Linked DNA regions of Homo sapiens: region 2 is linked to region 1. A link is a contact called in ENCODE Hi-C or POLR2A ChIA-PET data. All regions are on one chromosome and are shown on one strand. Each heading gives the region's core, a stretch centred on a gene start or an enhancer-like site at or near the end of the contact. The rest is flanking DNA. Distances are from core to core; before and after follow the strand shown. Region 1 has its middle 16 kb from the start of RMC1. Region 2 overlaps CABLES1 (Cdk5 and Abl enzyme substrate 1).

Evidence for each region. A loop is a pair of places that touch in the nucleus more often than their neighbours do. ChIA-PET counts read pairs that join two places held with the same protein, here RNA polymerase II (POLR2A). Pooled maps may share reads with other maps.
Region 2: a loop to region 1 is called in a pooled map, with 2.2 times the contacts of the local background. The contact joins two enhancer-like sites. A Hi-C loop is called at or near these places in 1 of 168 maps with a recorded cell type or tissue (ascending aorta), 2 of 37 single-sample maps with no recorded cell type and 7 of 50 pooled maps. POLR2A ChIA-PET finds 5 or more read pairs at or near these places in 1 of 52 experiments (activated naive CD4-positive, alpha-beta T cell).

What each region holds. Positions count from the first base shown.
Region 1 is chr18:23,484,602-23,490,681 of GRCh38, forward strand. No RefSeq gene overlaps it. Among named protein-coding and RNA genes, the nearest start is that of RMC1, 16 kb to the right of the region's middle. RefSeq lists an enhancer at 3,642-3,811. Within about 2 kb of position 3,815, at least 19 of the 41 ENCODE cell types and tissues checked have a DNase peak (open chromatin) inside an H3K27ac peak, as active enhancers do; they include ascending aorta, where a contact is called at or near this core.
Region 2 is chr18:23,223,056-23,229,135 of GRCh38, forward strand. The region is part of intron 4 of CABLES1 (Cdk5 and Abl enzyme substrate 1); the gene reads left to right. Among named protein-coding and RNA genes, the nearest start is that of CABLES1, 91 kb to the left of the region's middle. RefSeq lists an enhancer at 3,598-3,697. Within about 2 kb of position 2,661, at least 9 of the 41 ENCODE cell types and tissues checked have a DNase peak (open chromatin) inside an H3K27ac peak, as active enhancers do; they include ascending aorta, where a contact is called at or near this core.

The sequences.
Region 1 (6,080 bases), core at 2,565-5,064:
CATCAGTTTACTAATTTGAAAGCCTCTTGTTTTTATTCTTTTCCGATTTGTTTCCAGTGTAAAAATAATACAAGGTTGCATTTGGAACAGCATTACTTTTACCATCCTAAGCTTTCCAACTTTCTCCCAGACTTGGCTAGCTTTTTGAGGAGTTAAGATCAAATTCGGTAGATAAGAAAGTGGCAGATGGAGGGGTGGGGAAGGTGGGGTATTCATTACAGAATACATGAGTGAGCTACTACAGATAGCTCTATAAACTTGAGGGAAAAAAATCTGCCACAGGTCTCGGCAGCTTGGGTGGTGGGAGGAGCGGCAGCAGCTGGTGAGCCCAGCTTCCAGAAGGCTCTGGTTTCGCCATTGCCCGTAGGCACCCGGCAGGCCCCCTCCCCACCACCAACATGCCCAGGAGGAAGGTCAGCTCAGTCAAGAGGGCTGTGAAGGAAAAGCCCAGGAGGAGATGGGCACAGTTGTCCCCTAACCCTGCTCCTGCAAAAGTAGAAACGAAGCCAAAAAAGAAGGCAGCAGGAAAGGACAAACCTTCAGACCTAAAAGTGCACACAAAAGGGAAAGGGGGAGCAAAGGGAAAACAGGCTGAAGCTTGAGTCCCTGCCCACCTCCATTCCTATCTTGTCTAGCATGTTTAATTGGCAATAAGTTTTTTTGACTCTAAGTCTCTTGGCCATAGGGGTCCCACTAGGGGACATGAAGGACCCAGGGCCTGTAGCATGCCACCCCAGCATCAATATGGGCCAGAATGAAAGCTTGGCCATCAACACTGCCTCTGGGATGCGTTGACAAAAAAAGAGAAAATATAAACTAAAAAAAAAAAAAAAAAAAAAAAATTAGAAGCCCCCAACAGAATGGATCTCTCTCTTGGCCAAAGGGAATCCAAACAACAACCGAAACAGCCTGAAAACCTAGTTCAGGTCATGACAGGAAGCTGGGAGTCAGTCACGCCTCGCCATACCTTCCCCCACTTTGGAATTCAGGCACAGCTGACCAAGCAAAAGGGCTTCACACCTTTGGAAAGGAAAACCTTTTGGCCGATTCCAAAGGGAATGCGTTAAGGCTGCTCTACTTTCTGTTACCTGGTTTTACCACTTTTAGGCCCATTAATGGTGATCTTATTGTTAGTATTTGGCCCATTGGGCCGAGCATGATGGCTCACACCTGTAATCCCAGCACTTTGGGAGGCTGAGGCGGGCAGATCATGAGGTCAAGAGATTGGGACCATCCTGGCCAATATGGTGAAACCCTGTCTCTACTAAAAATACAAAAATTGGCTGGGCATGGTGGCACGCGCCTGTAGTCCCAGGTACTCAGGAGGCTGAGGCAGGAGAATTGCTTGAACCTGGGAGGCGGAGGTTGCAGTGAGCCGAGATCACACCACTGCACTCCAGCCTGGTGACAGAGTGAGACTCTGTCTCAAAAAATAAATAAAATAATAATAATAAAAATATTTGGCCCATGCGTATTCAACTTCCTTATAAAGTTTATATCTTCTAGGTTACAGCAACTCCATGTAAAGATGATGGTGATGCAAGGATTTCAGCCAATTCCTGTCTCAGCATGGGACTCTCCTGCTAATGCAGCCTGGGATCCTTAGACCAGCAGCCAGAGATTTCCAATCCTTTGGTAGGCAGGGCCAGCGCCCTTAAATCAGCAAGAAGACGACACAGATGACTGACCTCCTCCCTCATCAACCCTTAAGAATAAGGGATGGAAATCTCTGAAGGGGGAATGAGATAGGAAGATCACTGGGTGCTCGCAAGAGGATGGAAGAATCCACACAAGAGCTTAAACAAGAGCTAGGCAAAGAAACTGTGGGATAACAGAAAACCCAAAATCAGGAGGAGAAGGCTGGGTTTGGTGGCTCATGACTGTAATCCCAGCACTGTGGGAGGCTGAGGAGGGCAGATCACCTGAGGTCAGGAGTTCGAGACCAGCCTGTGCAATATGGTGAAACCCCTTCTCTACCAAAAATACAAAAAAAAAAAAAAAAAAATAGCTGGGCATGGTGGCATACGCCTATAGTCCAGCTACTCGGGAGGATCACCTGAGCCCAGGAGACAAAGGTTGCAGTGAGCCGAGATCACGCCACTGCACTCCAGCCTTGGCAACAGAGACAGGGTGACATGTCCATGACTCTTCAGTGCAAACCCAAATCAGGGAGAAAGGGGGTGGTACCTGGGGGTGTGGGACAGTGGGGGGTCCCTGAAATCCCCCCTCTTCCAAAATACCTAATGATTATTTCACCCCCTAATTAAAGAAACACCCATAAAATTAGAAACCCAAACTCCCTCTGTGTGACTCATTCTCACAAACATGCCTGCACTTCTCTCTTCAGTGCATACTATCACTTTGCAATAAAAGCTTTTTGCCTTTCCCTTCATTCTGACTTGTCCCTGAATTCTTTCTCGAAAAGGTGTCAAGAACCTGGAAACCAACTGGGGCGGGGGTCTTACCAGCATCTGCAGACCCTCCTGAAACTTCTGGAAACCATAGGGGGAAAAAAGCAGAAATCACCCACAGTACAAGACAATCACCATATACATTACTCCTGACACTTGTTATATACATATGTACATGCAAATGCAAATGTAGAAAGAAACATGCATTCAGGCCCGGCACGGTGGCTCACGCCTGTAATACCAGCACTTTGGGAGGCCGAGGCGTGTGGATCACCTGAGGTCAAAAGTTCAAGCCCAGCCTGGCCAACATGGCAAAACCCCATCTCTACTAAAAATACAAAAATTAGCTGGGCATGGTGGCAGGCACCTGTAATCCCAGCTACTTGGGAGGCTGAGGCAGGAGAATCACTTGAACCCGGGGGGTGGAGGTTGCAGTGAGCCGAGATCGCACCACTGCACTCCAGTCTGGACCACAGAGGGAAATTCCGTCTCAAAAAAAAAAAAAAGAAAGAAAAAGAAAGAAAGAAAGAAAGAAAGAAAGAAAGAAAGAAAGAAAGAAAGAAAGAAAGAAAGAAAAGAGAGAAAGAAAGATGCATTCAAACATAAAACACTTCTGAAATGAAAAAGCAGGTTCCAAAACAGTGATACGTAGTCAAGATTTGCCAGCAAATACATACTTTAGAAATAGCTCTTTGTAAATATTATTCATCCTCATTTTAAAACAAAAAGGACTTTAGAAAGTTTAAAGAACAAAGTAAAAGCCACCTGAAAACATGCCAAGTAGTGAGAGCCACTATACAAATTTGGCTACATATGCCTTCAGACATCTGTCATAGAGTCTAACAAAGACTATAAAACAAAAATTAAAGCAAACAAAACTCAGCAAAACAGAAAAGCGGAACTTAAAATAAAAATAAGAATAAAAATAAACAGAAAAGCCTATGTGTTGTTTTAGGTTTTAGAAACTGTCAGACGCACATTTTAAGCTGCTGTAAAAGGAAAACAAGCATGTCAAGTGCTTATCTTAAACACCAGGAGTTATATTGAGCTTTTTTGGTGGCTCCGGAAACACTGGCTCATAGTAAACTAAGAAAGGAGAAGAAAAACAAACTAATGAACTAAGCGCTGATTCAGTAACCCCAGCAGTGGGCAGGGCAGCCAGGTATCCATCAAGGGTAGAGCTGGCTCGAGGCTGCACTTAAGGTTTCCCCCTATTTTAGTTGACCTGTTCCTAGGTCAGAGTCCCCTCCAGGGCCCCAGGACTGCCTCTAGCAGGCTCTGTACCCCAGATTTTACTGTCCCAGTCCTGAATCTGCCTTAAAAAAAGTTTTAACAGCTTTTCAGCTTCTTAGCTTTCCTTTTCTGCTCAGTGTCTCAACCTCTCAGTCACCGCTTTCAAAGCAGCAAGTTCATTGTGGAACAAAGCGGCAGCAAATGTCAGCTTCCGGCGGGCTGAAGTGGCTCATGCCTGTAATCCCAGCACTGTGAGAGGCCGAAGCGGGTGGATCACGAGGTCAGGAGTTCAAGACCAGCCTGGCCAACATGGTGAAACGCCGTCTCTACTAAAGATACAAAAAATTAGCCAGGTGTGGTGGCAGGCGCCTGTAATCCCAGCTACTTGGGAGGCTGAGGCAGGAGAATCACTTGAATCCAGGAGGCGGTGGTTGCAGTGAGTCAAGATGGCACCATTGTACTCCAGTCTGGGCGACAGGGCAAGACTCCATCTCAAAAAAAAAAAAGTGAGCCTCCCTTCTCCAGGCTTCCCTCTCTACAGAATCACGGCTTCTCAGGTTCTAGCTGCCTTGTTCTCCAATGTCTTCACAAAAGGTAAAAGAACTGCCTTCACAATTAATGAAAACGAAGATCTTAATTAATTTGCTAATTGTTTTCTCATATTCTAATGTTTTCGGGTTCCACCTGTGCCAAAACTTGAGGATTCATGAGAAAATCTTTTATTTTGATTTTAATATTTTATTTTGATTTAGTTTATTTATTTATTATTTTTTGAGACGGAGTCTCACTCTGTCGCCCAGACTGGAGTGCAGTGGCGCAATCTTGGCTCACTGCAAGCTCCGCCTCCCGGGTTCAAGAGATTCTCCTGCCTCAGCCTCCCGAGTAGCTGGGATTACAGGCGCACGCCCCCACACCCGGCTAATTTTTGTATCTTTAGTAGAGACGGGGTTTTACCATGTTGGCCAGGATGGTCTCGATCTCTTGACCACAGGCGATCTGCCCGTTTCGGCCTCTCAAAGTGCTGGGATTACAGGCATGAGCCACCGTGCCTGGCCTTGACTTAGTTTATTAACAGTTCATATTCAGGTTTGAATTTCACAACTAACTAGTGGTCTCATGTGTTTGTCTGTGAACAGGTGTCAGTTTGGCTGAAAATAATCACGTGAGGGGTTTGCTCCCAAGCAAGGATGCCAGAATAGGGCCTAGGAATCTGAATTCTAAGAAATAGCACTGTTTTTTTCTTTCTTTTTTTTTTTTTTTGAGATGGAGTCTTGCTCTGTCACCCAGGCTGGAGTGCAATGGCTTGATCTCGGCTCACTGCAATTTCTGCCTCCTGAGTTCAAGTGATTCTCCTGCCCCAGCTTCCTGAGTAGCTGGGATTACAGGTGTGGGCCACTACACCAGGCTAATTTTTATATTTTTAGTAGAGATGGGGTTTCATATGTTGAACAGGCTGGTCTCAAACTCCTGACCTCAAGTGATCCACCCATCTTGGCTTCCCAAAGTGCTGGGTGTGAGCCACCGCACCCGGCCAGAAATAACATTTCTGATGCTCACTAAAGTCTGAGGGAGAAAAAAAAGGCATGACTAACCCTGAAATGCAATGAAAAAGAAAAAAAAAAAAGGCTGGGCGCAATGGCTCATGCCTGTAATCCCAGCACTCTGGAAGGCCGAGGCAGATGGATCACAAGGTCAGGAGATCAAGACCATCCTGGCTAACACGGTGAAACCCTGTCTCTACTAAAAATACAAAAAATTAGCTGGGCTTGGTGGCAGGCGCCTGTAGTCCCAGCTACTCTAGAGGCTGAGGCAGCAGAATGGCGTGAACCCGGGAGGTGGAGCTTGCAGTAAGCCAAGATTGCACCACTGCACTCCAGCCTGGGCGACAGAATGAGACTCCGTCTCAAAAAAAAAAAAAAAAAAAAAAAAAGCCCATTGCTTGCTTGTTGTTAACCCAATATTCATTTCTACCTTCTTCCCTACTAAAACCTCCAGTTTCTACAGGGCATGATATATTCACCTACAAACTTCATTTCCCAAACTCCCTTGCAGCTAGGGTGGCTACTAGACGCAATTTTGGCCAATAAGATGAAACAGAAGTCACTGGGTGAGAGCCTCTTAGAAAGTTCTTTTGCCCTTCACTCTTCCCCTTCTTCCTGCCTGGGGACTGTGGGCCCCGTCTGAGAAGCAAGCATCCATTTTGCAATTATGATGTGATGAGCATGAGTGGAAGTCACACTATAGGGATAGATGGGTAAGGGGAGCGAAAGGAGTGTGAATCCCTGAGGCATCATAGAACCTCAGTAACAGGCCTAGATGGATTGCCTGCAGACTTTTTATTCCTAGAGAAAAAATAAAGTCCTGTTTGGTTGTTACTGTGAGTTGGTATTTCTTGCAGTTACTTTCAGTGAATGTAATTCTAGCTGATACAATAGC
Region 2 (6,080 bases), core at 1,411-3,910, 260 kb before region 1:
TGTTAAGCCCAAGGATGCCAAGGGCCTTTAGATAAGGTCACACTGGCTTCTGCAGTCTTTGCTCGAGCCCTGTTGGAATTCCCTGGCTTTTGGCTGACAGGTTTATCTAGTCCTCTACCAACTCAGGTTGTCTGAACATCTCCAAACCAGCAGCATGTGAGCAACATGTAAGTCACACAGCCCCATATTGAGCAGGACATATTCAGATTGCATCTAGCCTAGAGTAAGAAGAGGGCATTTTTGGTTGGGTGCGGTGGCTCACACCTGTAATCCCAGCACTTTGGGAGGCCGAGGCGGGCGAATCATGAGGTCAGGAGTTTGAGACCAGCCTGGCCGACATGATGAAACCCCGTCTCTACTAAAATACAAAAAATTAGCCGGACGTACTGGCAGGCGCCTGAAATCACAGCTACTCGGGAGGCTGAGGCAGGAGAATCTCTTGAGCCCGGGAGGTGGAGGTTGCAGTGAGCCGAGATCTCGCCATTGCATTCCAGCCTGGGCAACAGAATGAGACTCCGTCTCAGAAAAAAAAAAAAAAAAAAAAGTTGGCGGGGGGGCATTTTTCCCAAGCTCGGTTCTGTAGAGAGTGGGATGCTCTATCCTGTCCCTGGAGCCCCTCTCTGTGTCTAGGGTGGACTGAAGCCCCTGCCTGCATCCTCTCCGCCACCACCCACCCGCACTCATCCACACACAATCTACTCCTTATTGCCAGGCCCTTCTGAAGCCCAGCATGGCCATCTCTAATCAGGTGCATGTGTTAGGAAGCTGTCAGGACTTACTGGCATGCATTGAATAAAGACTGGGTATGGGTTGTGCCCACGCCTTTCAAATAACACAGCTGTTGATCCCAGAGTCCCACTAATCATTACCAGGGATAGATTGCACGGCCACTTCTGCTTGGGGTGGCCCTGAGCTAATTCATTAAAGGGTATGTGAAGTGGAAGATAGTTAAGGTAAAGGTAATGCCAGACCAAAAATGAGTTCCGTAGTAAGGAGCACTCTTCAGCTCAAATATAGTCTTTTAAAGCTGGAAGGAACTTGGAGACTGTCGGCTTCCACTTTTTTTTTTTTTTTTTTAAGCTGAAGAAGCCATTCTTCCAGTATCAGTTTACATAGAATTCCAATAAATAAAACAGCTAAACAGAGAGCTCTTCTGGAGAATCAGGAATGGGCACAAGTAGCCCATTCATCCCCACTCCTGCCATCCACCTCCTTTGGTGCCTCCATTAGGAAAACCACAGCCCTTACCCATCCTTGCTGTCGTGTACCCATGGGCACCGGCGGCCAGGGAGGCAGTGTGGTGCTTGGGAACGAGCTGGCAGGCAGAAGCCTCAGTCCTGGGAAATGAACTAGCCTTACTGACCCCAGCTTCACTCCTCCGTAAAAGGACTATAATGTCCACCTCAGGGAGATGAATGAAATAGTAAATGAAATATTATATGTGAAAGCTGTAGTAGATATTCATTAAGCATTAGTTTCACTTCCATTTTTGTCCAGTCACAGAGCTTTTTTTTTTTTTTTTTTTTTTTTGGAGACAGAGTCTCTCTCAGTTGCTCAGGCTGGAGTGCACTGGCGGGGTCTCGGCTCACTGCAAGCTCCGCCTCCTGGGTTCACGCCATTCTCCTGCCACAGCCTCCTGAGTAGCTGGGATTACAGGTGCCCGCCACTACACCCGGCTAATTTTTTTGTATTTTTAGTAGAGACGGGGTTTCACCATGCTAGCCAGGATGGTCTCGATCTCCTGACCTCGTGATCTGCCTGTCTCAGCCTCCCAAAGTACTGGGATTACAGGCGTGAGCCACCGCACCCGGCCTTCTTTTTCTTTCTTTTTGAGAAAGGTCTCACTGTATTGCCCAGGCTGGAGTGCAGTAGTGCAATCTCAGCTCACTGCAGCCTTGACCTCCCAGGCTCAAGCGATCCTCCTACCTCAGCTTCCTGCGTAGCTGGGATGACAGGCATGCACCACCACGCCCAGCTAATTTTTGTATTTTTTGTAGAGTCGGGTTTCACCATGCTGCCCAGGCTGGTCTCAAAATCCTGGGCTCAAGCCATCCTCCCACCTCGGCCTTCTAAAGTGCTGGGATTACAGGTGTGAGCCACCGTGCCCGGCCATCACAGAGCTATTATGTTGCTCTTTCTAGATCTACTTGAACTTAGCAGTTCCCAGTCAGGTTCACAGTGAGTTTGTCAGTGGTGCAATTCTACAAATAATGGATTCACCTTGAGATCTGCTTTTATTCAGTCTTTTTTTCCTCAATAGTACATGTTTCTTAAAGACTATTTGAAAAATGTATAAAAGTAAAAGGAAGATAACAATTATTGAGCCTCACCTCCTAAACAAAGCCACCATTTACATTTTGGTCTATTTCCTTCCAGTCTTTTTTTTTTTTCTTAATGCATACACTTTATGGAACGTGAGGAGACCATTGTTTTGCTTTGATCTTTCTTGCTAAATCCTACCTTTCAAAACAAGCCCATTACAGAGAAGAGGAACAGATGTTGCCCAGCTTTTTCACTGTAACTGTAACATCAAACCTTCCCATAGCTGTAAACACTCTTCTCAGATGAAGCTTGTAAATTATGCCATTTTCTGGGAAGAGTCCCAGCCTTAAACCAGCTCCTTTTTCCTCAACTAACACTTGCCAAGGCCAGCCTGAATCTTTCTGCCTTTTATCCACATTAGTCACGGCCTTCTCTTTTCTAGTGTGGATTTGTGGTTTGGCTTGGTGACCCTCAGCTCACAAAATGAGTTGCAAGCAACTTTCTCAACTTTCCTAAATAGGCAGACCCCACTTAGTAAACAGCTTGTCCAACACTTCTATCCAAGACCACTTCTCTTCCCCTCGCTTTCCAGCCCCCATTGTGGGCTACTGTGCCACCGCCATAGGGCCAGGAGTGGGAAACCTGGGCCCTGCAAAGGAATTTATGGATTTACATGTAGAGAGAGGGAAGGAATTGTGAAAAACAGGAATAGCTTAGGGGAAAGGGTCCTGGAGTCCTAAGAAGGAAAGGGAAGTTCAGAGAAGAAGGTGAAATAATACAAACTTGACCTTTAAAGTGTTACTCAGCTGGGCACAGTGGCTCATGCCTGTAATCCCAGTACTTTGGGAGACCGAGGTGGGCGGATCACAAGGTCAGGAGTTCAAGACCAGCCTGGCCAACATAGTGACACCCCATCTCTACTAAAATTACAAAAATTAGCCGGGCATGGTGGCATGTGCCCGTAGTCCCAGCTACTCGGGAGGCTGAGGCAGGAGAATTGCTTGAACCTGAGAAGTGGAGGTTGCAGTGAGCCAAGATCGTGCCATTGCACTCCAGCTTGGGCAACAGAGTGAGACTTCATCTCAAAAAAAAAAAAAAAAAGTTCCTGAGGGTCAAGCCTGGACCAGGAAACCAAGAGGAGAGACTCAACTTCCTCCTATTTTTTTACCCTCATACACCCTCTGACCTTTTGCTTCTATGACCCGAGCTCTTGTTTTTGCTTTTGGGCTGATTCAGTTACATTATAGGCTCAGAGAGCCTTGGGTAGGCTAATCTCCACTTACTGCATCAATGAAAAATGCATTCTGAGTTCCAACTTGCCAGCCCAGGAGCTTCTAGAGCACGACCCACTGGTGAGTGAGAGACTGCAGGTGTTGTATGGAGAACTAGTCCTAGAATTGTCCCTATGCATAAGGGAACCGACACCAGCCACCAAGTGCTCTTTACTTCCTGAGATCTGGATGTGGGTTGGTATTTCTGTACACATGGATCCGACCAGAAGAAAGTAGGAGAGAACCTAGTAAACTTGAGATTGGAGGTTATGTGAAATCACCAAACTAGATGATTCCAGCAAAAAGAGTTTCTGTGATGTGTGTGTAGGTTCACACCCCTTAAGATAACCATACTTGACTGTATGATAGTCGCAGGAGTCACTTACTTACTACAGATGCATCAGAGACCATGTGATGAAGAAGATGGCTTCCCAGTGGAGTTGCAAGGTGCCTCTGGGGGGTGTGTTTTTAAATTGTCAACAGCTTCCACATGGTGTTTATATCCTTAACTTTTGGCATTGGGGGCATTCAGATGAGGTCATCCGCTTGGGTCCATTTCCTGAGTGTTGATCATTTTGCGACACAGAGAACAGCGTCTTCTATTCTTAGAGCCTTCAAGCCTAAATGCTCCCTGCCTGGCTCCAGGCCCATGCCCCCTTCCTCCCCACCCACTTTCCCCAGAAAATTTTTGTTGTGGAAAATTACACATTCACAAATTGTGTTTCTTTCCTCACACCAAGCATATTCCCACACAGAGACAGATTCTGGAATGATCTCATGGATGACTCATGCCATTATCTGGCTGTTTATAGGAGCTGCCTTTAGACAAAGATTTGGTCATAAGCTACGTTAAGACCCCTTCATTGTCTGCCAGTTGCCCTTGCAGGGGATGGCTTATGGCTTATCGATGGAGTCCTGAGTGGGAGTGGGAAGGGACTTCTAGACTAAAAGCTGCTTTTGACTTCACTTTTGTCCATCAACTGTGGACCCTGTTCCATTGTCTCTGAACTCTGGAGGCACCTTCTGCTTGATGTCAGCAAGCAGGCCTGGTCCAAGATGGCAGCTGCACTGTATCGGAAGGGCAACAAACGGGACTCTTAAGCTAAGGGGAAGACTTGTGTCGTCGACTTCCGGCCCATGTGTAATCTCTTAATTAAAATTTAGCTCACAAGTGGTATTTCCTTTCGTAATCCAGCTTTCAGGCTTTGCTTTAGGTGCAGGAAATCTCTCACTCCTTATTCTCTTTGAAGGGTCTGGAAATCCTGTTAATATTTAATTGGCTTTTAAATTATTGACACATCAAAGTGTTCAACCTATTGTTGTCCTTTGAAGAGCTAGCGCCTAGTGGAGCTCCTGGCAGGTGTTCCAAGTTCTTGGGCTTAGAGCACCATTAGAGAAAGGATGGTGGAGAGAAGTCAGGACCACTCCATTTTGGAAGCAGAAAGCCTTGGAACCTAGTTAATTGGATCACACTTTTTCCATCTAGTTTCCAGGTGTTAGATATTTAAGTCTTGTCTTTTTTTAAGAGAGTAATATTAATTAGTTCATTGATCATGCTCCCTGAGGAAAGGGCCATAGCTTGAACTTCTTGTTATCTAATAGGGAATCTTGTTTTCCTGTCAGAATCTGTTTCATGCATTATGGCTCAGTGAGCAGCTGGCTGGGCCTCTGCCAGGGAGCCACAGAAGAGGAAACTAAAAATCATTTTGCCTTTTACAAAAGATGAAGTCCAGAGTCGGCCGTTTTATGATTAATAATGACCTAGGTATTCCCCTTTGGCCCCAAGATAGCTAGATTAGCCACCTGCTTTGATCAGGTGACTCCACAGCTGTGCATGTGTGCTTTGTGCTGAAGAAGCCAAAACTAAGACAGGGGTCCAGGGGTTTCTAACAGTGAAATTACAGGCATTCAAGGAGAGCTACATTAAATTAATTTTGGTGCCATCCTATGAAGGATGAGTTTACACTCCCAAAATGAACCAGCCTGTTTTTCTGCTCATTGCTTAACGGTATAACTGCTGCTTGGCTGTCTCCCCAAATGTGCTTTTACCTCCTGTTTTAATCCCCACCCCCATCTTCTGAGTCCCTCCCTTTTACCCCCTCCAGTCACTCCCACTCCCCCACCCCCGTGGGCCAGTTTTAAATGTCAGCCTTTGTTTAAAAAAAAAAAAAAAAAAAGTATATATCTTTGTGCTGGATTTTCAGTGTGCTTGTTGCCTACAGCCTCTGCAGAAGTTCACAAACTTGCACAGAATGTGAAAGCAGCTCCTCTAGGTACATGTGGCTAAGCTGCAGCGCTACCCAGGACTGTAGAGAGAAGGAATGACAACCTTGCATCGTCCACAGTTCCTTGCCAGTAGTTCAGTTAGGGTGTCTGTAGAAATGAGATCACTTCCTATAACCTGACTAACCGTGTTCACCTCTGAGTAAAAGCTGCAACATTTTAACCTAATATACACAACTTTAGACAATATTCATGTGTAGTATTTGAACTTGCCTCTATGCCATTTTTAAAAGGAAGTGGAATATAAGTAAATTAGTAGGGCCA